2 separate regions of the Mus musculus genome follow, and region 1 is linked to region 2. Evidence: chromatin loops called from intact Hi-C (ENCODE). Cell type or tissue: heart. All regions are shown on one strand. Links, peaks and the distances in the headings refer to the core of each region. The heading gives the core; the rest is flanking DNA. Region 1 has its middle 19 kb from the start of Gm36245. Region 2 holds the start of Apol7c (apolipoprotein L 7c).

Evidence for each region. Peaks named below come from ENCODE experiments on the same cell type or tissue, not always from the same donor. Only the 100,000 strongest peaks of a DNase experiment are listed, where the experiment ranks them.
Region 1: it touches region 2 in a loop (7-fold over the local background); 19 of 42 quality-filtered maps call a loop at or near these places.

The regions. Positions count from the first base shown.
Region 1 is chr15:77,610,439-77,625,615 of GRCm38, reverse strand. It overlaps the pseudogene Gm8221. Among named protein-coding and RNA genes, the nearest start is that of Gm36245, 19 kb to the right of the region's middle. In heart, for the core only: no CTCF peak of the experiment used is centred there; no DNase peak of the experiment used is centred there.
Region 2 is chr15:77,524,749-77,539,925 of GRCm38, reverse strand. It overlaps Apol7c (apolipoprotein L 7c), which reads left to right and starts at 6,611. Exons shown (of 5, transcript NM_175391.4): 1 at 6,611-6,686; 2 at 9,414-9,516; 3 at 9,809-9,935; 4 at 11,018-11,122; 5 at 13,427-15,059. The coding sequence starts at 9,504. The coding sequence ends at 14,291. In heart, for the core only: no CTCF peak of the experiment used is centred there; no DNase peak of the experiment used is centred there.

The DNA of each region.
Region 1 (15,177 bases), core at 2,301-10,300, 86 kb before region 2:
AGTTCTTCAGGACACAATGAATTCAAAACTATTTATACGTGCCCTTTAATGTTTTTATTTTATTTTATATGTATGAGTGCTTCTCCTGCATGGGTCTGTGTTCCATGTGCCCAGATGGTGCAGGTTGAGGACAGAGGAAGGAATTGGATCCCTAGAACTGCAACTCAGACAGTTTAGACTCTTTCGTTCTCCAGCACAGCCTTCTATTGCTAAACAATGAGAGGTGAGGTGAGGTAAAAAAAATTGCTGTCCTTACCAGAGTGAACTCTTCATGGAACACTAATGTTCCCTAAATTAAAGGGTTAATTCTTTTCTCTAACCTCACCTTTCTTTGTTTAGAGTTCCTAGGGAGAAGTGTTTTGGTAATGAGACATTGACCTTGAGGGGAAGGCTCCCTTATTAAATGTCTAGCAATAGAAGGGTGGGCTGGAGGATACCATGTCCTGCTGGCCAGGAGTGCCCCTGTTTGCCTGGAGCCTTGTGCTGTGAGACTCTGCAAGTTGCACATCTCTAAGAGAGAAACCTGATATAGGACATTCTTTGAAGCTGGAGGTCTTTTTTGCACTGCAGTGGTGTGTACTCCTGAGCTGTTGGGATAACTCACAGCTAAGATCTGTCCACTCAAAACACAGCGCATAGATATCCCTTCCAGCTGTGAGTGAAGGTAAAGAAACATGAGTGGATTCCACATTCACATGTGGGGAATCCCCATTCACATGTAGGGAATCCCCATTCTCATGTGGGGAATCCCCATTCACATGTGGGGCATCCCCATTCACATGGCTCCTTCCCTAAGGCATCTCACTGTGCCTCTGTAAAAGATTAAGTAACAGGGAGTTGAGAATTCAAAACACACAGGTTGCTAAGCCCTTCCACTAAGGAATTCTCAGCCTGAGAAAGGTGAGGTGTGGTGGGGATTTTACTGTCACCTCTGACCCCAGAGGAAGGAGACACCAAAGGCACAAATTTCCAGGAGGGAGGGAGACCCCAGTCACTCATGGGAACGGTGTATTTGATGAAGGCTCAGCAAACTTCTAGACACTGAAGTCAGCTTGACAAGATTTCTGTTCCTTGAGAAAACCTTAAGTCTTGTAAACTGTTCCCAGTATGGATGGACCTTGGTTTTCTATGCTCTTCCTGTGCACCTTGTGCTTGCCCTGCAGAGACTTGGCAGAATCCTAAGTCAGGTTGGGAGAACATGCGAGACCTTTCATGCTTAACCTCCATCAGGTTCCCATGTCCAGCCATTGGTGGGTTTGGCCTGGGCTTTCCTCAGGAGGAATCCCATGAGGTCAGCTTCACAATGCCCCTACTCTCTGCTCTCTACTGCCTGTCACTCAGCTCATCTGCTGTGAGTCTCCAGCTGAAGGAACTGACAGACTTGTTGTGTCTTTTGTCTTAGAGCAGCTGTCCTGAACAGTGCCTTCCTGCCTGTGGTAACGTCAATCAGATTAAGTGTTCTTTCCCATGGGCGCTTTCTTGGTGTGTGACACTCCATGTGACCTTTCCCATGAGGCTCTGTGTCCTGAGGACAACAGAAGATTCTGCTTAAAGCCTTAGAAGGGACCTGAGGATGTGGCTAAGTTGCTGCAGTGTTTGTCACACATCAGGAGGACCCGAGTTCAGTCTTCCAGAGGCCACATTGGAAAGCCAGATTCTGGGCCTAGGCCTGTCATCCCTGCTTGGGGATGCAAGGTTAGGAGGGTCCTCATGCTCTCTGGTCAGCCAATCTGGTCACAGTGATGAGTTCCAGGTAAGTAAAGGCACTTGTTATTGTAATGGGCTGGAGAGAGAGTTTCTTTATTCAGATGCATGGTTCTCTTGCAGAACAAGTGAGTTCAGGTCCCAGACCCTACATTTAGTGGCTCACAGCTGTAGGGGTCTCGAGTCTTCTTGGGCCTTGATGTACTATGGATTTGACTGTACTGCAGGTTAGGGAGCTCACACACCCTCACTTAATTTCATTCAATACTGTGGGTCCTTAAAATTCCATTTCCAAACACAGTCACCAGGGTTAGGACTTTTACCAATGTGTTTAGGGACACAACTCAGTCCCTAACATGAATGACATCATTATAATAGGTCCTGTGGCAGGTGCTCAGGCACACACTTAACCAGCTTGTCCCTGATCCATTCAAACTTATGCATGGTCCTCTAACCCTGTCCTTTCCCCTTCCTATCTAGAGAGAAAAGGGCTTCATTGGGTCTTTGGCTGAGTACCTCTCGTTCTTGTCCTGCAGGTCATTTTGGAGCTCATCTTCATCTTCTCCATCAGGATCTGCAAAGATCTCTGCAAGAGACTCTCGAAAGGCAGCTTCCTCTTCCCTGTAATAGGAGAGAGTGACTGATACAGGAAGACTGCTTATAAAATAAACTCACTGACATGGACAAACCATACATAACACACACACACACACACACACACACACACACACACACACACACACGGACACACACACACACATTAAATAAAGTTTTTTTTGTTTTTGTTTTTTTAAAAACTACCTTTCATTGAACACCTACTGTGTACTGGACGCCTACTGCCTACTGGCTTTATGCTGAGCCCCCCACAGACATCATCTTATTTTTCTTACACAGGAATGATGGAGGTGAGGGTTCATCTTCTGCTGCTATGTATTGAAATGCTAAATTCTGTAGCTGGAGATCTAGCTGCTCCTAAACAAGGGAATTCCCCCACACCAGCATTTGTTATGTAAACTTTGCTCCCAAATGTAAAACTTATAATTAAAAACAAAAATAAAACAAAACACAACAAAAAACTGGTGACAGCCAATTCCTGGGGAGAATAGAAGGTTGGAGTTACTGGGCAGACAGTCAAGGAGAAGGATAGTGAGAGGGAGAGAGAAGAAAGGGGGAGGGAGAAGACAGAGATCAGGAGATCTCCATTAGACGTGGAATACCAGGGCCTCCCAGAACAGACTGTTGGAGTGGAAGTAATCCAGAAAGAACCAAACAGCAAGTATTTGGGGGAACACAGTTGGGCCAGTTTATCCATTAGAGATAGAGATTAGAGGTAATCCCCTGACAATCAATCAATCAATCAATCAATCATAGTCTGTGTCTCATTCATTTGGAAGCTAGCCAGGGATAGAAATAATTCAATCCATCTACACAGGAGCAGCAATGTCAGGAGCAATCTTGTCCCCTGTGGCTGCTGCCCGCTCTCTTCAACCAGAGGCTGTTCTCTGATTGGGAGTAAGGAGGAAATGGTTGCTGAGAAGGGACACCTTAACCCTAACTACTTGGTCTGCCTGGAGAGAGTATCCCTGCCTGTGAAAAGCCAACCATGCACGGGCTCTGGTAGTGCTAGTGTCCCCTAGGAAGATGACCTGGACAAATCAACTTCTGCCACAAACTGTTTCCAGGTTTCCTCTTCAGTCAGCAGGAGCTGCAGGACCTCTAGGCTCTTCCTGTCCAGGAGGTGCTGAGCCACAGTGGGAATGAAGCGCTTTCTCTCTAGATGGGAAGGAAACACATATGGTTAGAGGGCTGTGCACAAGAGTTGGAGTGAGTCCGAGTGTGTGTCTGAGCACCTACCACATGGAATAGTCTAATGGTGTCATTAGTGGCAGGGGCTGAATATACTCTTAAACTAATTGTTAAAAGCCCTAACCCTGGTGACTCTATTTGGAGACAGAGCACACATAATATTGAAATTAAGTGAGGGTGTGTGTGAGCTCCTGACCCATCCTGTTAGCACCCTTACAGTCGTAGGTCATGTGCAGGAGTGGGGCACAAGACCACTTACCTGGGGTGCTTATGACAGCTGCCAGGTCTAGGTGTCAGGCAGAGGACTTAATAGGTGTACCTTCCAGCTCACCAGGTGACCAGGCTACAGGAGGAAAAGGTACCTGTGAGACAGAATGGGGACAGCTAGGTGATCAGGGATGTGGGACACACATTTCTTTCAACAGTGGCTTCCAGTGACCAAAAGAACTTGACCCTTCTTCTGTTTCACTGGGCTCTGTCACTGCTATTTAATGACAGTCTTGTGACCCCGAGCCTTTCTGCTCTCTCAACAGCAAGGTGGAGGTTTGCAATCCTGTTGGGGACACTGGAGAAGGCTTCAGCTGAGAACACAGCTGTGGAGAAAGAACAGATTGTTCACACAGAAAGGGAGATGGAGAAAAATATTCAGCTAGCCAGCTGCAGGTGGAAACTGTCTCACACTGAGACACACAGAGACAAGGGTAAACCCTCACTTGGGTCAAAGACACCTGACAACCTCCCTCTTCTACACTTTCCTGATTGGTCCATCAGTTCCCGCACTCCTTTCCCTGAGCCTCTCTTCCAAGCTGTCTGTTAGCTGTGGTCCCTCTTGCCTCGGGTACCCCAGCTGCCATGCCACACTGCCACTACTGACTGCTTGTCCCCTTAACCATCCAAGCCCCTCTTTGGGAACCAAAGCCAATCTCTCTCAACCTTTCCACACCAACCCCTGAAGCCTGTTGCAGACTGTACCTCTAGCAGTTTGTTGAGAGACTCCGCAGTCATCCTCTCTTGGTCCCCCTATGTCTCGTGGGTCTCTCACCCTCCTCCTTCCCTGATTTCTGTCTGCCACTGCTGCCTTCACAAGCCTGTCAATGTCCCTGATTTAGCTTCCTCTGGGACCAGCCAATCAACTCCAGGTTACTATCTCAGGTGACTGTTGATTGGCTGCTGGGATCTTGGCAGTTTAGGTTCCTAAATCAAGCATGGATGGGCCTAGAAAGGTCCCATCATAGTCCGAATACCTACATCACCTGCTGCCTTCCCCATTCTCTCTCTACCTGAATGTTCCACTCTCCTGGGGACGCTACCTGTGATCCCTGTGGCAGTCCATTACCAAGGCTAGGAAACTAAGATGGCCTCTAACTAGCCTGTTCCTGACCTGTGCTCTTACGGGGCCTCCAGACTCTGTTGTGTTTCTCTTGTAGCATAGGGCTAGGAAACACGATAAATTAAAGAATTAAATTCCAGATGCTGTCAATTGCTGGCCTACTGTGGGAGTCGTAATGCCTTTGGGATTGAGGGCTACAGAAGCTTCTAGAGTTTTGGAGGGCAATCAGCTTGACCCAGTTAGATCTCAGACCACTTATTGTCTCCCCGCCACTCCATCTCCATCTGTCCCCATGCCTCTCTGGTCCCTACCTCCTATCACTGTGGCAATGGATGCAAGAGAAACTCATGAACAAAGGTTTTTCCTTATCTCTGCCATTGAGAATCACATGACTACTATGACACTGGCTTTGAGCTCTGGCCAGGACTCCCAGCCTCTGGGGGAAAATGGTATATGAAGATGGGGGAATTTTGTCCTTATTCTCTCTAACACTCTCCCCTCTGTCCCCAGCTTAATGTACTCTAATTTCTATGTATAGCATCGATCTATCTTACAATTTTACTTTAACTGTATTCTCAGTGACCTCCTCTCCGGGCCTTAGAGTGAAGCTTCTCTGTTAGGCTCTGTCACATTGTCTGCAATGATCCTCTGTCCCCTTGATTGTTATTCTAGCTTGGATTCCCAAGCATCCCCACACCGCCTTGGTCACATGACTGTCTCTTCTCCCAGAGCTCCTGCTAGAGCCTGATGCCCTGGCAGCTCCTTTCCAGAGGTTCCCTTTCTTACACCAGGCAGTGTTTTATGTGTCCAGGTGGAACCACAGCTAACTCCACGTATCCAGCAGGCAGAGCCAGAGGAAACAGGGAAAACAGGAGCAGGGGGCCAGCTAAGTGTTAATGCCAAGGGGAAGAAGGAATTGACTTTGCAATCAGGCTGCAGAAATCAAGCTAACGGAGTCTAGTGACAGCAGAGAGCACTTCAAAAGTCTGAAAGAGTGATACAGGGGTTGCAGAGGGGGCACTCGGCTTCCTGCAGCGATGTCTGACTATAGAACACAGGCTTATGGGTGTGTGTCCTAGTTCACACAGGAAGGCCCTGTTCTTCCTGCTTATCCTCTACAGTTGAGCAGAGGGCAGGTGAAGCCCAGAGGGTAGGTGGCTGTCACCACCTGTCAGTTTCTATCCCAATATCCTAGTCAAGTCACTCTCTTCGGAGCCTCAGTTCCCTCACAAGGTCTGACTCAGAGTAGGGGTTCAGAGTCAGGTTGGGTGAGAAAACCTTGGGGTCCTTGTGTCTCAGAAACAGCCCTTGTGCCCATTCTGCTTCTGTCACAGCACCCCAGGGCCAGCTTTGGGTGTCCAGGCTCCAAGAACAGAGAGGCTTAGTCCTTGTTCTCCATTCTCCTTGTTTTCTCCATCTCTCAATAGAGAGAGTAACAGTAGCCATTTCCCGGAGGTTACCTGGCCAAGTCTCAGCCATCCTGGTTGAGCCCCCATAGACTTTATAGTTTCCTCTGAGGAATCTCTCATGCTGTCTTGTGCTTAGGGCCGATGGAAAGGGTGGAAGAGCCTCACCCCAGCCTGGCTGCGAGGCCAGCTTTATTGCTTCTGTGCCGGTGTCCTGAGGCAGATGCCAGCCTTGCAGAATTTATCAACAAAGCTGGTCCATAACCTTCCTTCAGAGTGCCTAAGGGGGTATGCAGGTGGGAGAGCTTAGGCATTCCCCAACTTACCAGGAATCTTCAACAGGCAGTGCTCAGCAGTGTGGATCTAGTGACCATCTGTGCATACAAGGCATAAGAATAGGCATAACAAGGCACGCCTTCTCCTGCTTATATACCCAAAGCAGAAAAGGAAAGAGAAAGCCCCATTTCCAAGGAACTCACCACCAAAACAACACAGGAAACTTGTGGCTTGCTGGATGCTACTACATCTTCATCCCATGCTCCCTGCTGACCTACTCAAAAGAGTGACCTTTGACCAGATGTTCTAGGTTCTCCTTGGCTGTGCCCATTTCAAATGGGGGCCTCTGTAGTCTGGAGGGAAAAGACCTGCCTCTACAGACTAGGGGACCCTCCATAGATCACTTCCTATATCTCCTGGGTTCTGTTCAGTCCTTCCTTCTTTGCCTGCAGCCTCAGCACCACCCCATATCCTGAGTGCAGTTGATGCTGCCTGGGATGGCATAACAGCATCTGAACATCTGCTTTCTTGGGTTTTCCATTCAGGAATCCCCGCTCTGAACCTCGAACCACTAAGTATCACAGTCTCTCAGTATAATAGGCTTCTAGACCTTGGTAGGCCCTCAGATCTTAGCACTGCTGACTCCATGTTGGAAGTACCATTAGGCCATAAACCTCAGTATATACACAGCACCACATACAAAAACAAAAACAAAGACTAATCCTTCAAAGTCTGTAGTTCTGAGAAATTATCTAAATGTAACCTGCCCTTTGTCTTCTATAGATCCGTTTCTGGCTAACTGTTCTTGTTAATTGAATTATGTCAACCCAGAATATGGTTTGGGGGGTTAATAGTTCAGCCTGAGAAAAGTACAAGGCTACGCTGGGATTCTGAACACTGTTGTAGTTGCTGGCTGGCACAATAAATATTTTCTATTGTGTCTAATCCATGTGTGGTGGTTTGAATATGCTTAGGCCATGAAGTGACACTCTTAGGAGGTGTGACCTTACTAGAGGAAGTGTGTCATTGTGGGCGTGGGCTTGGAGACCCTTCTCCTGGCTCCCTGGAAAACAGTCTTCTCCTTTTTGCCTTCAGAACAAGATGTAGAACTCTGTTCTTCTCCAGCACCATGGCTGCCTGGATGCTGCCATGGGTCCTGCCATGATGATAATGGACTGAGCCTCAAGACCAGGAAACCAGTTCCAATTAAATGCTGTCCTTTATAAGAGTTGCCTTGGTTATGGGGTCTCTTTACAGCAGTGGAAACCCTAAATAAGAAAGAAGTTGGTACTGAAAGATCCTGAAAGGATGTAAAAGGTCACCAAAGCCCTGAAATTGGCAAAATAGATTTCACTGTTAGCAGAACTAGCTTCAGTGATTTAGAAAAATAGAGGTGCACAATGCTCCAGCCGCTTCTAGAACCCATGTGTCTGCTAATGTTCTAACCATTCCTTGAACCCAGGTGTGTGTCCACTGCTGCAGCCCACTGCCAGGTGTTTGTGATATTGGTTGCTGGGGAAGAGTCAGAAAATCTCCCCAGCAACCACAGCCAGGGCCAATTAGGAGTTGCTGCACCTGCACCAAACTCTTTCCTTGTACCCCTCTCATACCCATGTTTTGAGAACAGATATTGTTTAGATCCAGAAATCCCCTACTCCCTCCTTCTCCTCCCCCTCCCAGGGCCTATAAAACTGGTACCCCTTGCCCCTTGGGGTCGACTCCTCTATCCCTGCATGGGACACCAGTTTTCCCCAGAGCTCTGGCTTTCCCCGAATAAAGCCTTGTGTGGTTTGCATCAAGCTTGGTCTCTCCTGAGTTCTTGGGGGTCTGCTACTATCCCAAGACTTGAGTGAGGGTCTCCCTTTGGGGGTCTTTCAGAACGAGAGGTAGAGTGTTGCTGTGCTGGGCCTGACTTTGTTTTTTTTTTTTTTTTGAAAGAATGTGGATTTGGGGTCTTTGGATGTGGAATGCCATGGAATGCTTTAAGTGGGACTTAATGGGCCATCCCAGTAGGAATATGGAAGCCATAGGTGCTGAGGACAATTTGAACTCTGAAGCTTGTCCTTGTGGTATGTTGCTGCTTTTTGCCCTTATCTTAAGAATCTGACTAAGTCGAAGGTAAAGAGATTTTGGCTAATTGCATTGACAAAGGAAGTCTCAGAAAAGAACAACAAAGACTGCGTCCTCTGGTTTATGCTAATGCAGTGCATTCTGATTGAGTGTAGCAAGCTTAGAAAGGAAAAAATGCAACATGTATGGTGTATGTAATAAAAGCAAACCAGGAAGTGCAATGGAGCTAAGTCCTGTGTTTGAGGAGATAAACAGACTAAGGCAGTGGTGACTTCAGGGCAAGATCCCACCCGGGTAAGCTTATTGTTTATGTCTTTGCCATTGAACAATGAATAGTTATATCATGTTAGATGTTGTTTTTGCTTAGTTATAATATTCAATTGGACTTTTAATCTGGAGTGAACTATACTCCAGAAACAGAGGACACATTTTGATCTGGATCTTGAGGAATAGTGTCCATGAAAAGCTTAGCTCTCAGCATGGTGGTACACGCCTTTAATCCCAGGAGACAGAGGTAAGCAGATTTTTGAGTTCAAGGTCAGTCTACAGAGCAAGTTCCAGAACAGTCGGGCTTAGGTTGTGATAAAGCTGGAAAACAGAAAGTCGTAATAGAACAAGGGGGGTGGGTGGGAGAGTTTGTGTTTCAGCTCCAGCAAGTAGCAGAACAGCAACTTCAGCATGTGGCTCTGGCTTTAGAGCCAAGAATAGAAGGGACTACTGGGACTATTGATGCTGGTTAGCTGGAGCTAAGAAATTAGTGGTGGTTAAGAACAGACCAGCATCATTGAGGTGAAATCTTCTGGGTAGTGTTTTCTGAGAGCACAAAGAAGCTGTGTTTCAGAGATAGCCAAGGTTGGATCTCAGGCTGCAGCTGGACTTGGTATTGTATAAGAATCACCCAGGTGGTACTGGTTTTGAAGGCATGAAGGGGTCATGAAGAGCAGCTGAGGCTTGGCATGGTGAGAGGCCAGGGGGGCCATTGGTGAAGGTATAGCCTCAGTCGCAGTTGATGGTCTAGGGCTGAAGAGGTCATGCAAAGAAGTGGAAGGCTGGCAGCACGAAGAGAACCTAGGAGAGGCTTTTGGTGAAACTTAGTTGCAGCAGAAGACCCCTGTGTACTGAAGATGCCAGTACTGTGGGATCATCACCAAGAACAGCAGCAGCAGTGGAGTGGATCAACCAGAGCTTAGAGTGCTACAGAGGGCAGAGCTGGAGAAGTGATGCCCAGCCCTTTGGAGGAGCCCAGAAGATCATGTGTGGATCTCACACATTGGAACAAAAAGTTGTAATGTTTGAGTTACCTTGCATACCCTGAGTTTTTAGAGATGTCAGAGCTGTGGGAAATCTGCCAAAGAAAGCTACTAAGCGGGAGTGGAATCAGCCCAGGGGAAAGAAATCTGTTGTTGAATGCCAGCTCTGCCCACAGCAGTCCACAGGGGTGAGAGCATCTGGAGACCTAAAGAGAACTTTGACACAGGGCATGGAGATTCAGAGCTCAGAGTTTGCCCGGCTGGCTCTCTGTCTTGATTTGGCCCAGGCTTTCCTCACTATGCTGTTTGACATGGTGATGTATTTCCTGTGATGTTGGAGGTATGGATCTGCTTTGACAGTTAGGTGATTGGATGAATCTCAGAAGAAGCTTTGAGCTTTGGACGATTACTACGGGGACTTTCAAAGTAAGACTAAATATATTTTTTATTGTGAGATGGTTAGGAATGGGCCCCATAGACTCATGTGTTTGAAGAAGCCTATTGGGCCAGAGAGTAGAATGTGATGGTTTGTATATGCTTGGCCCAGGGAGTGGCACTATTAGGAGGGTGACCTTGTTGGAGTATGTATGCCAGTGTGGGGGTGGGTGTTGAGACCTTTCTCTAGCTGCCCAGAAGGCAGTCTTCTCTTGTTTGCCTTAAGAACAAGATGTAGAACTCTTAGCTCTTCCAGTGCAATGCCTGCCTGCATGCTGCCATGCTTCTCGCCATGATGGTAATGATCTGAACCTCAGAACCAGGAAGCCAGCTCTGAGTAAATGTCCTTTATACGTGTTGTCTTGGTCATGGTGTCTCTTTACAGCAATGGAAACCATGTGTAAGTAGTTTCATCTGCTGACTATTCCACAACATTTCTACAAGTCCCCAGAGAAGAAAAGAGTGTATTATCCTAGGAACTCCCAGGGGGTGCAACCTGAGACCTTCCAGTTCCTTTAATCAACTCCTGCCTAATTCTTCAGGGGGCTCTGATACCTCCACACTACAAGGAAACAAATTAGAAAGTCATCTGGTCTGTCACCTCTGGAGGTAAGCCTGGTCAAGGCACCTTCTGTTAAGGACATACAAGCTGGATATGGTAAATGATCCAGTGTCCAGGATCTGGGTGAGAGGTCACCAGACTTCTCTTTTCTGTTCAGGTGTATGAATCTGTGGTGGTCAGCTTTCCTTGTCTTTACTGTGTGCCTCTCTGTGTATCTCTCTCTCTGTGTTTCTATCAGTTTTGCTTCCCTGTATTGACAAATGGCTTTCTCTGGTGTGAGACCCATCTCACTCCCAACCTCATGACATGTGTCCCCTTGTCAGGCACTTGAATGTTTTTGGTCATCCAGGTCCTCCAGAGAAATTCTCAGAACCTTTGCCTTTCCCACTTCCAGAGCGCTTGCTTGCTTTGTTGTTTGCCTCCCACTCATGGGCTCAGTCAGACCCAGTCCCTGGGAAGAGGTTGGGAGGGGTTGTGACTCTTATGCATGGGTGTGGGGTGGGGTCTGCCATCTGAGCAGCATGCACACAGGGAGGAGAAATACTTCCCAAGCCACACACTGCCTCTGCTCCCACACCCCACCACCTTCTCTAAGCAGCCCCTGGGAATGGGAAAAATTCCCTTGGTCAAAAGAGGAAGTTCTGCTTCTTCCTCTTTCAGAATTGGTGTGACCTTCCCAACAAGTGATCTGCATAATTGGAAAACTCAAAACTTCCTACTCTCCAAAAATATAGAAAAACCTCCCTGGGCCATGCAGCCTGGACAGAATGGATTTTCCCTTTTGTCCGACACTGACTGATCAAGGAGAGTTTAAAGAATTTTGCTGGGTCCTTTTTAGAAAGATTGAAAATAGCTTCTGCAAGATCCCATTGTCACCCAGTTGGACCCAGAGAGTAAAAAATAGTTGTAAATTTAGAAAAACATAAAGGCATAAAGAGATTACATTGACTGCAGGTAGCTAAAGGGGGTTGAAAGTAGAGAACTGGTTGTGAGTCAAGACCTTTTGAATAAAGTGAAAGCCACCTTCACCTTCTCAGATGATGCCATGCAGCTGAACTTAACCATACCCTCCGAAAGTGTGGTGCCCTGCCAGTCACTCTAGAACACCCCTCTCCTGCCTGTGAAGAAACCTGGGACCTCTGGTCTCATAAGTCTGATTCTTCCAGAGGAGCAGGTGTGCTCTGCCTGGCTCCTGAAAGCTACGTTCTTCAGCCTCCCATGGGCAGAGGTGAAAAAAAACCATCTGTGTTTTCACAGGGACAGGGCAAGAGGGAGGTTACAGCAGGCAATTTACCCGGACCAGGTTGCCTGAGAGATTTAAAAATTCTCCAATCCTGGTTGATGAGACACTACATCTGACCTCCTGCCTGCCATTCTGGGATCACACTCTTAGCATATGTAAATGGACTGCCCCTAGCCTCTAAAACTAAAATAAGTGGTTAAAGGGCCACTGAGGGACTGCTGCAAGAGTTACAGACCTTGGGGACAGAATGTTAGCTAAGAAAGTCCAGCTTTGTACACCCAGAGGCTCCCTATCTTGGCTCCCAGCTGAGGGGGAGGACAGAGGAGCCTGATTCAAAAGCCATCCTTTAGATCCCAACTCCAAAGACAAGTTTGTCCAAGAGTTCCTAGGTGTGGTTCAGTATTGCTGCCTCTGGATGTCAGAGTTTGCAGAAATGGCAAGACATCAGCACAACAGAGGAGTTGTCAGCAAGCCCCTAATCCAGACTGACAAAAGGCATTTGAGGCTCTGGCTTCAAAACAGCTCTGACTTCAGTGCCAACCCTAGCACTTCCAGTTGTCTCCAAACCTTTTCATCTGTCCACGAAGCAAAACACATTACAAAAGGGATTTTTACCCAAACTCTGGGGCCATGGAAATGCCCTGCGCCATATCTATTCAAACAAATGGATCCTGTAGCCACAGGTTGGCCCACTTGTGTAGGGCTGAGGTGTCTACCATTTACCTAATAAGCAAATAAAACAACAAATCCAAGTTAGCTCTGGGTCAGGATCTTATGCCCAGAGCTCCCCACACTAAAGTTAGGCAGTCCTCCAGGGAATCTCAGAACACTGGCTGTCTAATACCCATGTAATCAGTACCAGACCTGCTCCTGGACCACCTTCAAGGTTTCAGAACCCCACCACCTCCAATCCTGCTACCCTTTTCCCTGATAGTAACATAGAAGTCCTCATGCATGACTGTCTTGAGGTGAAAGGTGTAACCAGGTTAATGGAGGCTGGAGTAGTTACTTCAACTGAAATTTTTTTAGGCCTAATCAGGTTCATTGACCTATTGAGCAGAACTGATCAGTCTGAGCAAGGTTCAGATGGGAAAAGGAAAGTTCACCACTATATATATACACAGACAGTTGCTATGCTTTTACCACTGTGCATGTCCACAGTAAGATCTATAGATTATATATAGAGAGAGGACTTCTCTTCTCAGAGAAAAGGACACTAAAAACAAAGAGATTATCTTGGCCTCCCCCAGAGGCTATTTGACTTCCCCTACAAACATGAGTGACCGTGTTTTCTGGTTTACAGTGATTGTTGACAGTGTTTTTTCTGATCAATTCCTTTGCTCTGACTGTCCCTTTATTAGCGTGACTTTAGACAGAGAACATCACTGTGAGATGCAGGGATGTGAAAGGATCCACATGAGCTGCAGACCAGCGGTGATGTGGATCCTCTGCAGAGTGCAGAATAGACTGGAATATTCATAGCCTTTTGAACAGTCCCTGGGCAGCAGGTTGGAGCTGCAGACTCACATGGTTAATGGAGTAGGGCGTCTCTACCTGAGGTTCATGAACAGAGCCCTTCCCACCTGGACATCCTGAAGATTTGCTCTAGCACAACTCAAGTTGACCAGTGGCATGAGAAGAAAGGCCACTCAGGTGCTGTCACATAAGAGTTGGGGATGATCTAGAGGCCATTTAAGCCCAAGGAATATGACCCCTATGCAGTTGGAAGCATTAGATGAAGGAGCTTCAGGAGGACTTGTGTGCATTTTGGCATCTCCTAGTGTAGGGTCAGCAGCTAAGGAGTGACCATTGTGGTCACTCAATCACAGTCCACTCATGGGAGAGGAGGATTGGTTCCAGAATGATACTCACCTGTCAGCACATCTCCCTTTTCTAGGGGCTGAGATCTTCCAATCAAGCATGGCACTTGGTGGCTTCTCAAATTGTCTATGTGACCAGGATAGAAAAAACTTCCAGGACTGCAAAGCACAGAGAAGAGAGTAACCAAGCTGTGTTGACAGCCCTGGGTGACATTGTGGGTGTGGAAGGACAGACACTGCTCCAAGATAATCAACATCTGGCCACTTGTCTTTGCTCATTAGGGAAAAGGTCATCCCCTAAATTACAATGGCCAGTTTCAAGGAGGTTCCAAGGTTTAGAGCCAAGCATAGATATTACTTGTCAGCCTTTAGCCCTAACCAATTGTAGAGCTGTAGGTAAAGATGACAGAATCTAACCTTTGAGTATAATATTTTGTGCTGAAACACAGATAACTTTGTCATTGTTTGCTGCATGTATAATCATTGAAAGCATTATGCACATTTGCTGTATGAACATAGTAGTTGGGATGGCAGTTTAAAATTGGATATGTGTTTAATCAGAAACACTGGATATCACACTGAAGACTTTCTGCTGATGATTGCAGAAGTTGCCAACAAAGTTCAGCCAGAGAGAGGATGCAGCACCGTGTTCAACAGATTCTTGAGGGGATGGGAAGAGGCAGTCAGATAGAGATAGGTTATGAAATCCACATGCAGCATGTGTTACAGGTACAAATGGTCTACCCACCTATACCCCTGAGTTAGGAGACATGAGGGAGTTGGCAGTTGTCACTGTTATGTCTCAGCAGAGTCTTGAAATCCACCACACATGGCTCCTGCAGCCAGTGTGGAGTGTCATCTCAGATATACTAATGTGCTGTGATCCAGCCAACAAACCTGAGTAAATACATAAAAAATGAAACAGAGAAACAGGTAGAAGTTTGTTCTCCACATTCTTTGCCACTTCATTGATAACAGTCAAAGGAACAGCCTGGATCTGTCTCAGCAATGAAATAGACTGGAAGTTCTGACCCCCACACAGCCCGAGGAAGCCTGGGGACATTAGTAAATTAAATAAGCTGGATGTGGAAGGACAAACCCTGCATTCCCCCTTCGTGAGGACTATGGAGAAGTAAGATCCCACAAAGCAGAAGCCAGTGGTGTCCCCAGAGGTTGTAGAGAGGAGTTCCCCATAAGCATTCAATTTCAGTTCACAAGATAGAAAGAGTTCTGATCTAGATGGTGAGAGGTTACTCACAAACAGAAATTCTGCTG
Region 2 (15,177 bases), core at 3,057-11,056:
TCTATCTATCTATCTATTTATCTATCTATATATATTACTGTAGACATGCACAGTGATAAAAGCATAGCAACTGTCTGTGTATATGGTGGTGAACTTTCCTTTCTCCATCTGAACCTTGCTCAGACTGATCAGTTCTGCTCTCTGGGTCAATGAACCTGGTTTGGCCTAAAAATATTTCAATTAAAGTAACTACTCCAGCCTCCACGAATCTGGTTTCACCTTTCACCTCAAGACAGTCATGCATGAGGACTTCTATGTTACTATCAGGGAAGAGGTTACTAGCAGGATTGGAGGTGGTGGGGTTCTGAAACCTTGAAGGTGGTCCAGGAGCAGGTCTGGTACTGATTACATGGGTATTAGACAGCCAGTGTTCTGAGATTCCCTGGAGGACTGCCTGACTTTAGTGTGGGGAGCTGTGGGTGTAAGATCCTGACCCAGAGCTAACTTGGATTTGTTGTTTTGTTTGCTTATTAGGTAAATGGTACACACTTCAGCCCTAGACATGTGGGCCAACCTGTGGCTACAGGATCCAATTGTTTGAACAGATATGGCACAGGGCATTTCCATGGCCCCAGAGTTTGGGTAAAAAACCCTTTTGTAATGTGTTTTTCTTCGTGGACAAACAGATGAAAAGGTTTGGAGACAACTGGAAGTGCTAGGGTTGGCACTGAAGTCAGAGCTGTTTTGAAGCCAGAGCCTCAAATGCTTTTTGTCAGTCTGGATTAGGGCTTGCTGACAACTCCTCTGTTGTGTTGATGTCTTGCCATTTCTGCAAACTCTGACATCCAGAGGCAGCAATACTGAACTACACCTAGGAACTCTTGGACAAACTTGTCTTTGGAGTTGGGATCTAAAGGATGGCTTTTGAATCAGGCTCCTCTGTCCTCCCCCCTCAGCTGGGAGCCAAGATAGGGAGCCTCTGGGTGTACAAAGCTGGACTTTCTTAGCTAACATTCTGTCCCCAAAGTCTGTAACTCTTGCAGCAGTCCTTCAGTGGCCCTTTTATTACTTATTTTAGTTTTAGAGGCTAGGGGCAGTCCATTTACATATGATAAGAGTGTGATCCCAGAATGGCAGGCAGGAGGTCAGAATGTAGTGTCTCATCAACCAGGATTGGAGAATTTTTATATCTCTCAGGCAACCTGGTCCGGGTAAATTGCCTGCTGTAACCTCCCTCTTGCCCTGTCCCTGTGAAAACACAAATGGTTTCTTTCACCTCTGCCCATGGGAGGCTGAAGAACGTAGCTTTCAGGAGCCAGGCAGAGCACACCTGCTCCTCTGGAAGAATCAGACTCCTGAGAATCAGAGGTCCCAGGTTTCTTCACAGGCAGGAGAGGAGTGTTCTAGAGTGACTGGCAGGGCACCAAACTTTTGGAGGGTATGGTTAAGTTCAGCTGCATCTCATCATCTGAGAAGGTGAAGATGGCTTTCACTTTATTCCAAAGGTCTTGACTCACAACCAGTTCTCTACTTTCAACCCCCTTTAGCTACCTGCAGCCAATATAATCTCTTTATGCCTTTATGTTTTTCTAAATTTACAACTATTTTTTACTCTCTGGGTCCAACTGGGTGACAATGGGATCTTGCAGAAGCTATTTTCAATCTTTCTAAAAAGGACCCAGCAAAATTCTTTAAAGTCTCCTTGATCAGTCAGTGTTGGACAAAAGGGAAAATCCATTCTGTCCAGGCTGCATGGCCCAGGGTGGTTTTTCTACATTTTTGGAGAATAGGAAGTTTGGAGTTTTCCAATTATGCAGATCACTTGTTGGGAAGGTCACACCAATTCTGAAAGAGGAAGGAGCAGAACTTCCTCTTTTGACCAAGGGAATTTTTCCCATTCCCAGGGGCTGCTTAGAGAAGGTGGTGGGGTGTGGGAGCAGAGGCAGTGTGTGGCTTGGGAAGTATTTCTCCTCCCTGTGTGCATGCTGCTCAGATGGCAGACCCCACCCCACCCCCATGCATAAGAGTCACATCCCCTCCCAACCTTTACCCAGGGACTGGGTCTGACTGAGCCCATGAGTGGGAGGCAAACAACAAAGCAAGCAAGCGCTCTGGAAGTGGGAAAGGCAAAGGTTCTGAGAATTTCTCTGGAGGACCTGGATGGCCAAAAACATTCAAGTCACTGACAAGGGGACACATGTCGTGAGGTTGGGGGTGAGATGGGTCTCACACCAGAGAAAGCCATTTGTCAATACAGGGAACTAGAACTGACAGAAACACACAGAGACACACACAGAGAGGCATACACAGAGAGGCACACAGTAAAGACAACTAAAGCTGATTCATACATATGAACAGAAAAGAGAAGTCTGGTGACCTCTCACCCAGATCCTGGACACTGGATCATTTGCCATATCCAGCTTGTATGTCCTTAACAGAAGGTGCCTTGACCAGGCTTACCTCCAGAGGTGACAGACCAGATGACTTTCTAATTTGTTTCCTTGTAGTGTGGAGGTATCAGAGCCCCCTGAAGAATTAGGCAGGAGTTGATTAAAGGAACTGGAAGGTCTCAGGTTGCATCCTCTAGGAGTTCCTTGGATAATACACTCTTTTCTTCTCTGGGGACTTGTAGAAATGTTGTGAAATAATTACCAGAGAAAATTACTTACACATGGTTTACATTGCTGTAAAGAGACACCATGACCAAGACAACACTTATAAAGGACATTTATTCAGAGCTGGCTTACTGGTTCTGAGGTTCAGATCATTACCATCATGGTGAGAAGCATGGCAGCATGCAGGCAGGCATTGCACTGGAAGAGCTAAGAGTTCTACATCTTGTTCTTAAGGCAAACAAGAGAAGACTGCCTTCTGGGCAGCTAGAGAAAGGTCTCAACGCCCACCCCCACACTGGCATACATACTCCAACAAGATCACCCTCCTAATAGTGCCACTCCCTGGGCCAAGCATATACAAACCATCACATTCCACTCCCTGGCCCCCATAGGCTTCTTCAAACACATGAGTCTATGGGGCCCATACCTAACCATCGCATAATAAAAAATATATTTAGTCTTACTTTGAAAGTCCACATAGTAAAAGTCCAAAGCTCAAAGCTTCTTCTGAGATTCATCCAATCACCTAACTGTCAAAGCAGATCCATACCTCCAACATCACAGGAAATACATCACCATGTCAAACAGCATAGTGAGGAAAGCCTGGGCCAAATCAAGACAGAGAGCCAGCCGGGCAAACTCTAAGCTCTGAATCTCCATGCCCTGTGTCAAAATTCTCCTCAGGTCTCCAGATGTTCTCACCCTTGTGGACTGCTGTGGGCAGAGCTGGCATTCAACAACAACAGATTTTTTTCCCCTGGGCTGATTCCACTCCCACTTAGTAGCTTTCTTTGGCAGATTTCCCATAGCTCTGACATCTCTAAAAACTCAGGGTATGCAAGGTAACTCAAACATTACAACTTTTTGTTCCAATGTGTGAGATCCACACACGATCTTCTGGGCTTCTCCAAAGGTCTGGGCATCACTTCTCCAGCTCTGCCCTCTGTAGCACTCTAAGCTCTGGTTGATCCACTCCACTGCTGCTGCTGTTCTTGGTGATAATCCCACAGTACTGGCATCTTCAGTACACAGGGGTCTTCTGCTGCAACTAAGTTTCACCAAAAGCCTCTCATAGGTTCTCTTCATGCTGCCAGCCTTCCACTTCTTTGCATGACCTCTTCAGCCCTGGACCATTAACTGCGACTGAGGCTACACCTTCACCAATGGCCCCCCTGGCCTCTCACCATGGAAGCCTCAGCTGCTCTTCATGACCCCTTCATGCCGTCAAAACCAGTGACACCTGGGTAATTCTTATACAATACCAAGTCCAGCTGCAGGCTGAGGAACAATCTTGGATATCTCTGAAACACAGCTTCTTTGTGCTCTCAGAAAACACTACCCAGATTTCACCTCAATGATGCTGGTCTGTTCTTAACCACCACTAATTTCTTAGCTCCAGCTAACCACCATCAATAGTCCCAGTAGTCCCTTCTATTCTTGACTCTAAAACCAGAGCCACATGGCTGAAGTTGCTGAGTTCTGCTACTTGCTGGAGCTGAAACACAGACCCTCCCACCCACCCCCACTTGTTCTATTACAGCTTTCTGTTTTCCAGCTTTGTCACAGCCTAAGCCTGGCTGTCCTGGAACTTGCTCTGTAGACTGACCTTGAACTCAGAAATCTGCTTACCTCCTTCTCCTGGGATTAAAGGCATGCACCACCATGCTGGGACCTAAGCTTGTCATGGACACTATTCCTCAGGATCCAGATCAAAATGTGTCCTCTGTTTCTGGAGTGTAGTTCACTCCAGATAAAAGTCCAATTGAATATTATAACTAAGCAAAAACAACATCTAACATGATATAACTATTCATTGTTCAATGGCAAAGACATAAACAATAAGCTTACCCGGGTGGGATCTTGCCCTGAAGTCACCACTGCCTTAGTCTGTTTATCTCCTCAAACACAGGACTTAGCTCCATTGCACTTCCTGGTTTGCTTTTATTACATACACCATACATGTTGCATTTTTTCCTTTCTAAGCTTGCTACACTCAATCAGACTGCACTTCATGAGCATAAACCAGAGTCTATGTTGTTCTTTTCTGAGACTTCCTTTGTCCATGCAATTAGCCAAAATCTCTTTACCTTCGATTTAGTCAGATTCTTAAGATAAGGGCAAAAAGCAGCAACATACCATAAGGACAAGCTCCAGAGTTCAAATTGTCCTCAGCACCTATGGCTTCCATATTCCTACTGGGATGGCCCATTAAGTCCCACTTAAAGCATTCCATGGCATTCCACATCCAAAGCCCCCAAATCCACATTGTACCAAACAAAAACAAAGTCAGGCTTAGCACAGCAATGCCCTACCTCTGGTACTGAAAGACCCCCGAAGGGAGACCCTCACTCAAGTCTTGGGATAATAGCAGACCCCCAAGAACTCAGGAGAGACCAAGCTTGATGTAAACCACAGGATCCAGAGCTCTGGGGACCACTGGTGTCCCATGCAGGGGTAGAGGAGTCGACCCCAAGGGGAAAGGGGTCCCAGTTTTTATAGGCCCTCAGGGGGGAACGGAGAAGGAGGGAGTAGGGGATTTCCAGATCTAAACAATGTCTATTCTCAAAACATGGGTTTGGGAGGGGTACAAGGAAAGAGTCTGGTTCAGGTGTAGCAACTCCGGATTGGCCTGGCTGTGGTTGCTGGGGAGATTTTCTGACTCTTTCTCAACAACCAATATCACAAACACTGGCAATGGGCTTCATCAGTGGGTACACACATGGGTTCAAGGAATGGTCAAAACATTGGCAGACACACAGGTTCAAGGAGCGGCCAGAGCATTGCACACCTCTATTTTTCTAAATCAGTGAAGCTAATTCTGCTAACAATGAAATCTATTTTGCCAATTTCAGGGCTTCTGTGAACTTTTACATCCTGTCAGGATCTTTCAGTACCAACGTCTTTCTTATTTAGGGTTTCCACTGCTGTAAAGAGACACCATAACCAAGGCAACTCTTATAAAGGACAGCATTTAATTCAAACTGGTTTCCTGGTTCTGAGGTTCAGTCCATTAACATCATGGCAAGTCCCATGGCAGCATCCAGGCAGCCATGGTGCTGGAGAAGCAGAGAGTTCTACATCTTGTTCTGAAGGCAAAAAGAACAGCGCTTTCCAGGGAGCTAGGAGAAGGGTCTCAAAGCCCCACTCCCAATATGACACACTTCCTCTAGTAAGGTCACACCTCTTAAGAGTGTCACTTCATGGCCTAAGCATATTCAAACCACCACACATGGATTAGACACAATAGAAAATATTTATTGTGCCAGCCAGCAACTACAACAGTGTTCAGAATCCCAGCGTAGGCTGGCACTTTTCTCAGGTTGAACTGTTAACCCCCCAAACCATATTCTGGGTTGACACAATTCAATTAAGGAGAACACTTAACCAGAAATGGTATTATAGAAGACAAAGGGCAGGTTACATCTAGATAATTTCTCAGAACTACGGACTTTGAAGGACTAGGTCTTTGTTTTTGTTTTTGTATGTGGTGCTGTGTATATGCTGAGATTTATGGCCTAATGGTACTTCCAACATGGAGTCAGCTGTGCTAAGATCTGAGGGCCTACCAAGGACTAGAAGCCTATTATACTGAGAGACTGTGATACTTAGTGGTTCAAGGTTCAGAGCAGGGAATCCTGAAAGGAGAACCCATGAAAGCAGATGTTCAGATGCTGTGTATGCCATGCCAGGCAGCATCAACTGGACCCAGGATATGGGATGGTGCTGAGGCTGCAGGCAAAGAAGGAAGGACTGAATAGAACCCAGGAGGTATAGGAAGTGATCTATGGAGGGTCTCCTACTCTATAGAGGCAGGTCTTTTCCCTCCAGACTACAGAGGCCCCCATTTGAAATGGGCTCAGCCAAGGAGAACCTAGAATGTCAGGTCAAAGGTCACTCTCTTGAGTAGGTCAGCAGAGAGTGTGGAATGGAGATGTAGCCACATCCAGCAAGCCACAAGTTTCCTGGGTTGTTTTGGTGGTGAGTTCCTTAGAAATGGGGCTTTCTCTTTCCTTTTCTGCTTTGGGTATATAAGCAGGAAAAGGAGTGACTTGTTATGCCTATTCTTATGCCTTGTATGCACAGATGGTCACTGGAGTCACACAGCTGAGCACTGCCTGTTGAAGATTCCTGGTAAGTTGGGGAATGCCTAAACTCTCCCACCTGCATACCCCCTTAGGCACTCTGAAGGAAGATTATGGACCAGCTTTGTTGATAAATTCTGCAAGGCTGGCATCTGCCTCAGGACACCAGCACAGAAGCAATAAAGCTGGCCTTGCAGCCAGGCTGGGCTGAGGCTCTTCCACCCTTTCCATCTTCCCTAAGCACAAGACAGCAGGAGAGATTCCTCAGACCAAACTATAGAGTATAGGGGGGCTCAGCCTGGGTACCAGGATGCCTAAGACTTGACCCGGAGACCTCAGGGAGATGGCTGCTGTTACTCTCTCAATTGAGAGATGGAGAAAACAAAGAGAATGGAGAACAAGGACCAAGCCTCTCTGTTCTTGGGGCCTGGACACCCAAGCCTGGCTCTGGGGTGCTGTGACAGAAGCAGAATGGGCACAAGGCTGTTTCTGAGACACAAGGACCCCAGTTTTCTCACCCAACCTGTCTCTGAACCCCTACTCTGAGTCAGACCTTGTGAGGGAACTGAGGCTCCGAAGAGTGACTTGACTAGGATTCTGGGATAGAAACTGACAGGTGGTGACAGCCACCTCCCCTCTGGGCTTCACCTGCCCTCTGCTCAACTGTAGAGGATAAGCAGGAAGAACAGGGCCTTCCTGTGTGAACTGGGACAGACACCCATAAGCCTGTGTTCTATAGTCAGACATCACTGCAGGAAGCCGAGTGCCCCCTCTGCAACCCCTGCATCACTCTTTCTGACTTTTGAAGTGCTCTCTGCTGTCACTATACTCCGGTAGCTTGATTTCTGCAGCCTGACTGCAAAGTCAATTCCTTTTTCCCCTTGGCATTAAAACTTAGCTGCCTCTGCTCATGTTTTCCCTGTTTCCTCTGGCTCTGCCTGCTGGATACGTGGAGTTAGCTGTGGTTCCACCTGGACACATAAAACACTGCCTGGTGTAAGAAAGGGAACCCATGGAAAGGAGCTGCCAGGGCATCAGGCTCTAGCAGGAGCTCTGGGAGAAGAGAAAGTCACGTGACCAAGGCGGTGTGGGGATGCTTGGGAATCCAAGCTAGAATAACAATCAAAGGGACAGAGGATCATTGCAGACAATGTGACAGAGCCTAACAGAGAAGCTTCACTCTAAGGCCCGGAGAGGAGGTCACTGAGAATACAGTTAAAGTAAAATTGTAAGATAGATCGATGCTATAGATAGAAATTAGAGTACATTAAGCTGGGGACAGAGGGGAGAGTGTTAGAGAGAATAAGGACAAAATTCCCCCATCTTCATATACCATTTTCCCCCAGAGGCTGGGAGTCCTGGCTAGGGCTCAAAGCCAGTGTCATATTAGGCATGTAAATCTCAATGGCAGAGATAAGGAAAAACCTTTGTTCATGAGTTTCTCTTGCATCCATTGCCACAGTGATAGGAGGTAGGGACCCGAGAGGCATGGGGACAGATGGAGATGGGGATGGAGTGGCAGGGAGACAGGTAAGTGGTCTGAGATATAGCTGGGTCTAGCTGATTGCCCTCCAAAACTCTGGAACCTTCTGTAGCCCTCAATCCCAAAGGCCTTGCGACTCTCACAGTAGGCCAGCAATTGACAGCATCTGGAATTTAATTCTTTAATTTATCGTGTTTCCTAGCCCTATGCTACAAGAGAAACACAACAGAGTCTGGAGGCCCCGTAAGAGCACAGGTCAGGAACAGGCTAGTTAGAGGCCATCTTAGTTTCCTAGCCTTGGTAATGGACTGCCACCGGGATCACAGCAGTGATCAAATCTATTGGGGCCAGCGTCCCCAGGAGAGTGGAACATTCAGGTAGAGAGAGAATGGGGAACCCTGCTGGTGATGTAGGCATTCGGATTATGATGGGACCTTTCTAGGCCCATCCATGCTTGATTTAGGAACCTAAACTGCCAAGATCCCAGCAGCCAATCAACAGTCACCTGAGATAGTAACCTGGAGTTGACTGGCTGGTCCCAAAGGAAGCTACAACAGGGACATTGACAGGTTTCTGAAGTCAGTAATGGCAGACAGAAATCGTGGAAGGAGGAGGGTGAGAGACCCACGAGAAATAGGGGGGCCAAGAGAGGATGACTGCAGAGTCTCTCAACAAACTGCTAGAGGGACAGTCTGCAACAGGCTTCTGGGGTTGGTGAGGAAAGGCTGAGAGAGATTGGCTTTGGTTCCCAAAGAGGAGCTTGGATGGTTAAGGGGACAAGCAGTCAGTAGGGGGGTGGGGCACGGCAACTGGGATATCTGAGGCAAGAGGGACCTCAGCTAACAGACAGCTTGGAAGAGAGGATCAGGGAAAGGAGTTCGGGAACTGATGGACCAATCAGGAAAGTGGAGAAGAGGGAGGTTGTCAGGTGTCCTTGACCCAAGTGAGGGTTTACCCTTGTCTCTGCATGTGTGCGTGTGAGACAGTTTCCACCTGCAGCTGGCTAGCTGAATATTTTTCTCCATCTCCCTTTCTGTGCGAAAAATCTTTCTTTCTCCACAGCTGTGTTCTCAGCTGAAGCCTTCTCCAGTGTCCCCAACAGGACTGCAAACCTCCACCTTGCTGTTGAGAGAGCAGCAAGGCTGGGGATCACAGGACTGTCATTAAATAGCAGTGACAGAGCCCAGTGAAACAGAAGAAGGGTCAAGTTCTTTTGGTCACTGGAAGCCTCTGTTGAAAGAAATGTGTGTCCCACATCCCTGATCACCTAGCTGTCCCCATTCTGTCTCACAGGTACCTTTTCCTCCTGTAGCCTGGTCACCTGGTGAGCTGGAAGGTACACCTATTAAGTCCTCTGCCTGACACCTAGACCTGGCAGCTATCATGAGCACCCCAGGTAAGTGGTCTTGTGCGCCACTCCTGCACATGACCTACGACTGTAAGGGTGCTAACAGGATGGGTCAGGAGCTCACACACACCCTCACTTAATTTCAATATTATGTGTGCTCTGTCTCCAAATAGAGTCACCAGGGTTAGGGCTTTTAACAATTAGTTTAAGGGTACATTCAGCCCCTGCAACTAATGACACCATTAGACTATTCCATGTGGTAGGTGCTCAGACACACACTCAGACTCACTCCAACTCTTGTGCACAGCCCTCTAACCATATGTGTTTCCTTCCCATCTAGAGAGAAAGCGCTTCATTCCCACTGTGGCTCAGCACCTCCTGGACAGGAAGAGCCTAGAGGTCCTGCAGCTCCTGCTGACTGAAGAGGAAACCTGGAAACAGTTTGTGGCAGAAGTTGATTTGTCCAGGTCATCTTCCTAGGGGACACTAGCACTACCTGAGCCCATGCATGGTTGGCTTTTCACAGGCAGGGATACTCTCTCCAGGCAGATCAAGTAGTTAGGGTTCAGGTGTCCCTTCTCAGCAACCATTTCCTCCTTACTCCCAATCAGAGAACAGCCTCTGGTTGAAGAAAGCAGGCAGCAGCCACAGGTGACAAGATTGCTCCTGACATTGCTGCTCCTGTGTAGATGGATTGAATTATTTCTATCCCTGGCTAGCTTCCAAATGAATGAGACACAGACTATGATTGATTGATTGATTGATTGATTGTCAGGGGATTACCTCTAATCTCTATCTCTAATGGATAAACTGGCCCAACTGTGTTCCCCCAAATACTTGCTGTTTGGTTCTTCCTGGATTACTTCCACTCCAACAGTCTGTTCTGGGAGGCCCTGGTATTCCACGTCTAATGGAGATCTCCTGATCTCTGTCTTCTCCCTCCCCCTTCCTTCTCTCTCCCTCTCACTATCCTTCTCCTTGACTGTCTGCCCAGTAACTCCAACCTTCTATTCTCCTCAGGAATTGGCTGTTACCAGTTTTTTGTTGTGTTTTGTTTTATTTTTGTTTTTAACTATAAGTTTTACATTTGGGAGCAAAGTTTACATAACAAAAGCTGGTGTGGTGGGAATTCCCTTGTTTAGAGGCAGCTAGATCTTGGGCTACAGAATTTAGCATTTCAATACATAGCAGCAGTAGATGAACCCTCACCCCCATCATTCCTGTGTAAGAAAAATAAGATGATATCTGTGGGGGGCTCAGCATAAAGCCAGTAGGCAGTAGGCGTCCAGCACACAGTAGGTGTTCAATGAAAGGTAGTTTTTTTTTTAACTTTATTTAATGTGTGTGTGTGTGTGTGTGTGTATGTGTGTGTGTGTATGTGTGTGTGTGTATATGTGTGTGTGTGTGTATGTGTGTGTGTGTGTGTGTATGTGTGTGTGTGTATATGTGTGTGTGTGTGTGTGTGTGTGTGTGTGTGTATGGTTTGTCCATGTAAGTGAGTTGATTTTACAAGCAGTCTTCCTGTATCAGTCACTCTCTCCTATTACAGGGAAGAGGAAGCTGCCTTGCGAGAGTCTCTTGCTGAGATCTTTGCAGATCCTGATGGAGAAGATGAAGATGAACTCCAAATTGACCTGCAGGACAAGAACGAGAGGTACTCAGCCAAAGACCCAATGAAGCCCTTTTCTCTCTAGATAGGAAGGGGAAAGGACAGGGTTAGAGGACCATGCATAAGTTTGAATGGATCAGGGACAACCTGGTTAAGTGTGTGCCTGAGCACCTGCCACAGGACCTATTTTAATGATGTCATTCATGTTAGGGACTGAGTTGTGTCCCTAAACTCATTGGTAAAAGCCCTAACCCTGGTGACTGTGTTTGGAAATGGAATTTTAAGGACCCACAGTATTGAAAATAAGTGAGGGCTTGTGAGCTCCCTAACCTGCAGTACAGTCAAATCCATAGTACATCAAGGCCCAAGAGGACTCGAGACCCCTACAGCTGTGAGCCAGCAAGTGTAGGGTCTGGGACCTGAACTCACTTGTTCTGCAAGAGAACCATGCATCTATATAAAGAAACTCTCTCTCCAGCCCATTACAATAACAAGTGCCTTTACTTACCTGGAACTCATCACTGTGACCAGATTGGCTGGCCAGAGAGCATGAGGACCCTCCTGACCTTGCATCCCCAAGCAGGGATGACAGGCCCAGGCCCTGAACCTGGCTTTCCTATGTGGCTTCTGGAAGACTGAACTCGGGTCCTCCTGTTTGTGTGACAAACACTGCACCAACTTAGCCACATCCTCAGGTCCCTTCTAAGGCTTTAAGCAGAATCTTCTGTTGTCCTCCGGACACAGTGCCTCATGGGCGAGGTCACATGGAGTGTCACACACCAAGAAAGCGCCCATAAGAAAGAACAGTTAATCTGATACACGTTACCACAGGCAGGAAGGCACTGTTCAGGACGGCTGCTCTAAGACAAAAGACACAACAAGTCTGTCAGTTCCTTCAGCTGGAGACTCACAGCAGATGAGCTGAGTGACAGGCAGTAGAGAGCAGAGAGTAGGGGCATTGAGAAGGTGACCTCATGGGACTCCTCCTGAGGAAAGCCAAGGCCAAACCCACCAATGCTGGACATGGGAACCTGATGGAGGTTAAGCATGAAAGGTCGCGTGCTCGCCAACCTGACTTAGGATTCTGCCAAGTCTGTGCAGGGCAAGCACAAGGTGCACAGGAAGAGCATAGAAAGCCAAGGTCCATCCATACTGAGAACAGTTTACAAGACTTAAAGTTTTCTCAAGGAACAAAAATCTTGTCAAGCTGACTTCAGTGTCTAGAAGTTTGCTGGGCCTTCATCAAATACACCGTTCCCACGAGTGACTGGGGTCTCCCTCCCTCCTGGAAGACTGTGCCTTCAGTGTCCCCTTCCTCTGGGGTCAGAGGTGACTGCAAAATCCCCACCACACCTCAACTTTCTCAGGTTGAGAATTCTTTAATCGAAGGGCTTAGCAACCTGTGTGTTTTGAATTCTCAATTTGCTGTTACTTAATCTTTTACAGAAGCACGGTGAGATGCCTTAGGGAAGGAGCCATGTGAATGGGGATGCCCCACATGAGAATGTGGAATCCACTCACGTTTCTTTACCTTCACTCACAGCTGGAAGGGATATCTATGTGTTGTGTTTTGAGTGGACAGATCTTAGCTGTGAGTTATCCCATCAGTTCAGGAGTACACACCACTGCAGTGCAAAAAAGACCTCCAGCTTCAAAGAATGTCTTATATGATTCTCTCTTAGAGATGTGCAACTTGCAGAGTCTCACAGCACAAGGCTCCAGGCAAACATGGGCACTCCTGGCCAGCAGGACATGGTATTCTCCAGCACACCCTTCTATTGCTAGACATTTAATAAGGGAGCCTTCCCCTCAAGGTCAATGTCTCACTACCAAAACACTTCTCCCTAGGAGCTCTAAACAAAGAAAGGTGAGGTTAGAGAAAAGAATTAACCCTTTAATTTAGGGAACATTAGTGTTCCATGAAGAGTTCACTCTGGTAAGGACAGCAATTTTTTTGACCTCACCTCACCTCTCTTTGTTTAGCAATAGAAGGCTGTGCTGGAGAACGAAAGAGTCTAAACTGTCTGAGTTGCAGTTCTAGGGATCCAATTCCTTCCTCTGTCCTCAACCTGCACCATCTGGGCACATGAAACACAGACCCATGCAGGACAAGCACTCATACATATAAAATAAAATAAAAACATTAAAGGGCACATATAAATGGTTTTGAATTCATTGTGTCCTGAAGAACTAAAGATGGTGTGATTTATCAAGTGTGCTCATCCCAGAAAGAAAGCTTACACAGCTGTAATGTTCTCCTCTGCTTCACAGTGAATGCTCTGTGGTTCCTACAGGACAGATCTTACTTTACAAGCAGTCTTCCTTGCTCAACTGTCTCTCCTCTTACAGGAAAGAGGAAGATGCCTTGAGTGAAGCCCTGACTGAGACCATAGCTGATACTGATGCAGAAGATGAAGAGGAGATCCAAAATGACCTGTGGCACAAGGAAAGGTTCTTGGATGCTTATCCTTGGGTGAAACTGGAGATTGAGGAGAGCATCAGGAAGCTCCACGCCCTGGCAGACAAGGTTGACAAGGTGCACAGGGACTGCACCATCTCACGGGTGGTGGCCAGCTCCAGCAGTGCTGTGTCTGGAGTCCTGACCATCCTTGGTCTGGCTCTGGCACCTGTGACAGCAGGAGTCAGTCTGGCACTGTCAGCCACTGGCTTGGGGCTGGGGGCAGCAGCCACTGTGACTAGTGTTTCCACAAGCATTGTGGAAAAGGTAAGTGTGGTGTCTGCTGAAGCTAAAGCCAGGAACCTGGTGCCAACCAACAAAGACACAATGAAGGGCATAATAGAAGTTTTGGATCAGAGTGGCCCCAGACTTATTTCTGGATCTACAAATACCATCCAGAATATACAAGGCATCCAAAAATGTATTAATGCCATTCAGTTGTCCAAAGCCAACACTCGCCTAGCAAATGATGCCAGGCGTCTCATGACCACAGGAAAGACATCAACCCAAACCACTAAACAGGTGCAGAAAGCCTTTGGAGGTACCACTCTGGCAATGACCAAAGGAGTCCGAATCATGGGTGCAGCCACCACAGGTTTCTTCCTCCTGCTGGATGTGATCAGCCTTGTGGAAGACTCGAAGCATTTGCATGAGGGTGCTAAGTCACAGACTGCTGCAGAGCTTCAGCAGCAAGCTTGGAACCTGGAGCTGAAGTTACAGGAGCTCAAAGAGGTTCACAACAGCCTGACTCAGTGACCTCTTCATCTTCTGTGCAGCTCAGATGACTGGGGAGGGAGTGTGCTGGACAGAGCCATGAACACATGGGAGCCTCTGACTTACCCCTTCACAGCAGTGCCTGCTAAAGGGAGAGGACACATTAAGATACAGGAAGCCAGAACAGAGATGGGACAATCTCATGACCACTTACCAGACTCCAGCTCTTAGATCCATCAACTTCCCAATTAAGAGCCAAGCTCCCAAGCTGGGGAGCACATCCAAGTCCTGACTAAGCCACATGGCTGCTCCTAAGCTTTGCCCACTGCACTGCTCCCAGCTGAGGCTCACCAACCTCACCATCCACTGAGCTGTCAATCTTCCCACTGCTTTGTGATTGGTGGCACAGAGGCCTTCTCCTCTTTTCTTCTTCTGCCTCATTGTGTGTTTATCCAAATATTTCTCAATCTTACAGTCAGACTTTGGTTGTGAAAATCATTTCCTGTTCTTGGTTTTGGGTAGTCACATGGGTGCCATTGGTAAAATGCTCAAGACTAGAAAGAAAGGACACTGGTAATACTGCCTGTCCAGTCGTCACAAGCTCTTCTCCCTACATGCCACTGTTGACGCTAACAGAAGGAGAGGTGACAGGATATGAATGGTGAACCCTTCTCTCTGCTACCAGTCTCCTGGGAAAATCAAAAGCTTTAATGCCTATTGCAAGCTAAAATCTGCTGTAATTGGATGAGATCTGCCAAGATGAATAGGATGGGCTACACTTGCTCCACAATTTTTGAAGAATAAATTTGTAAAAACTGACCTAGACATGTTTTGTGTGCTCTTTGTAAATGATTGTATATTTTCTGGGTTATTAACTATAGATAATTGATAATTCCCTCCCAACTTTTAAGATTTCCTCTTTTAAAGA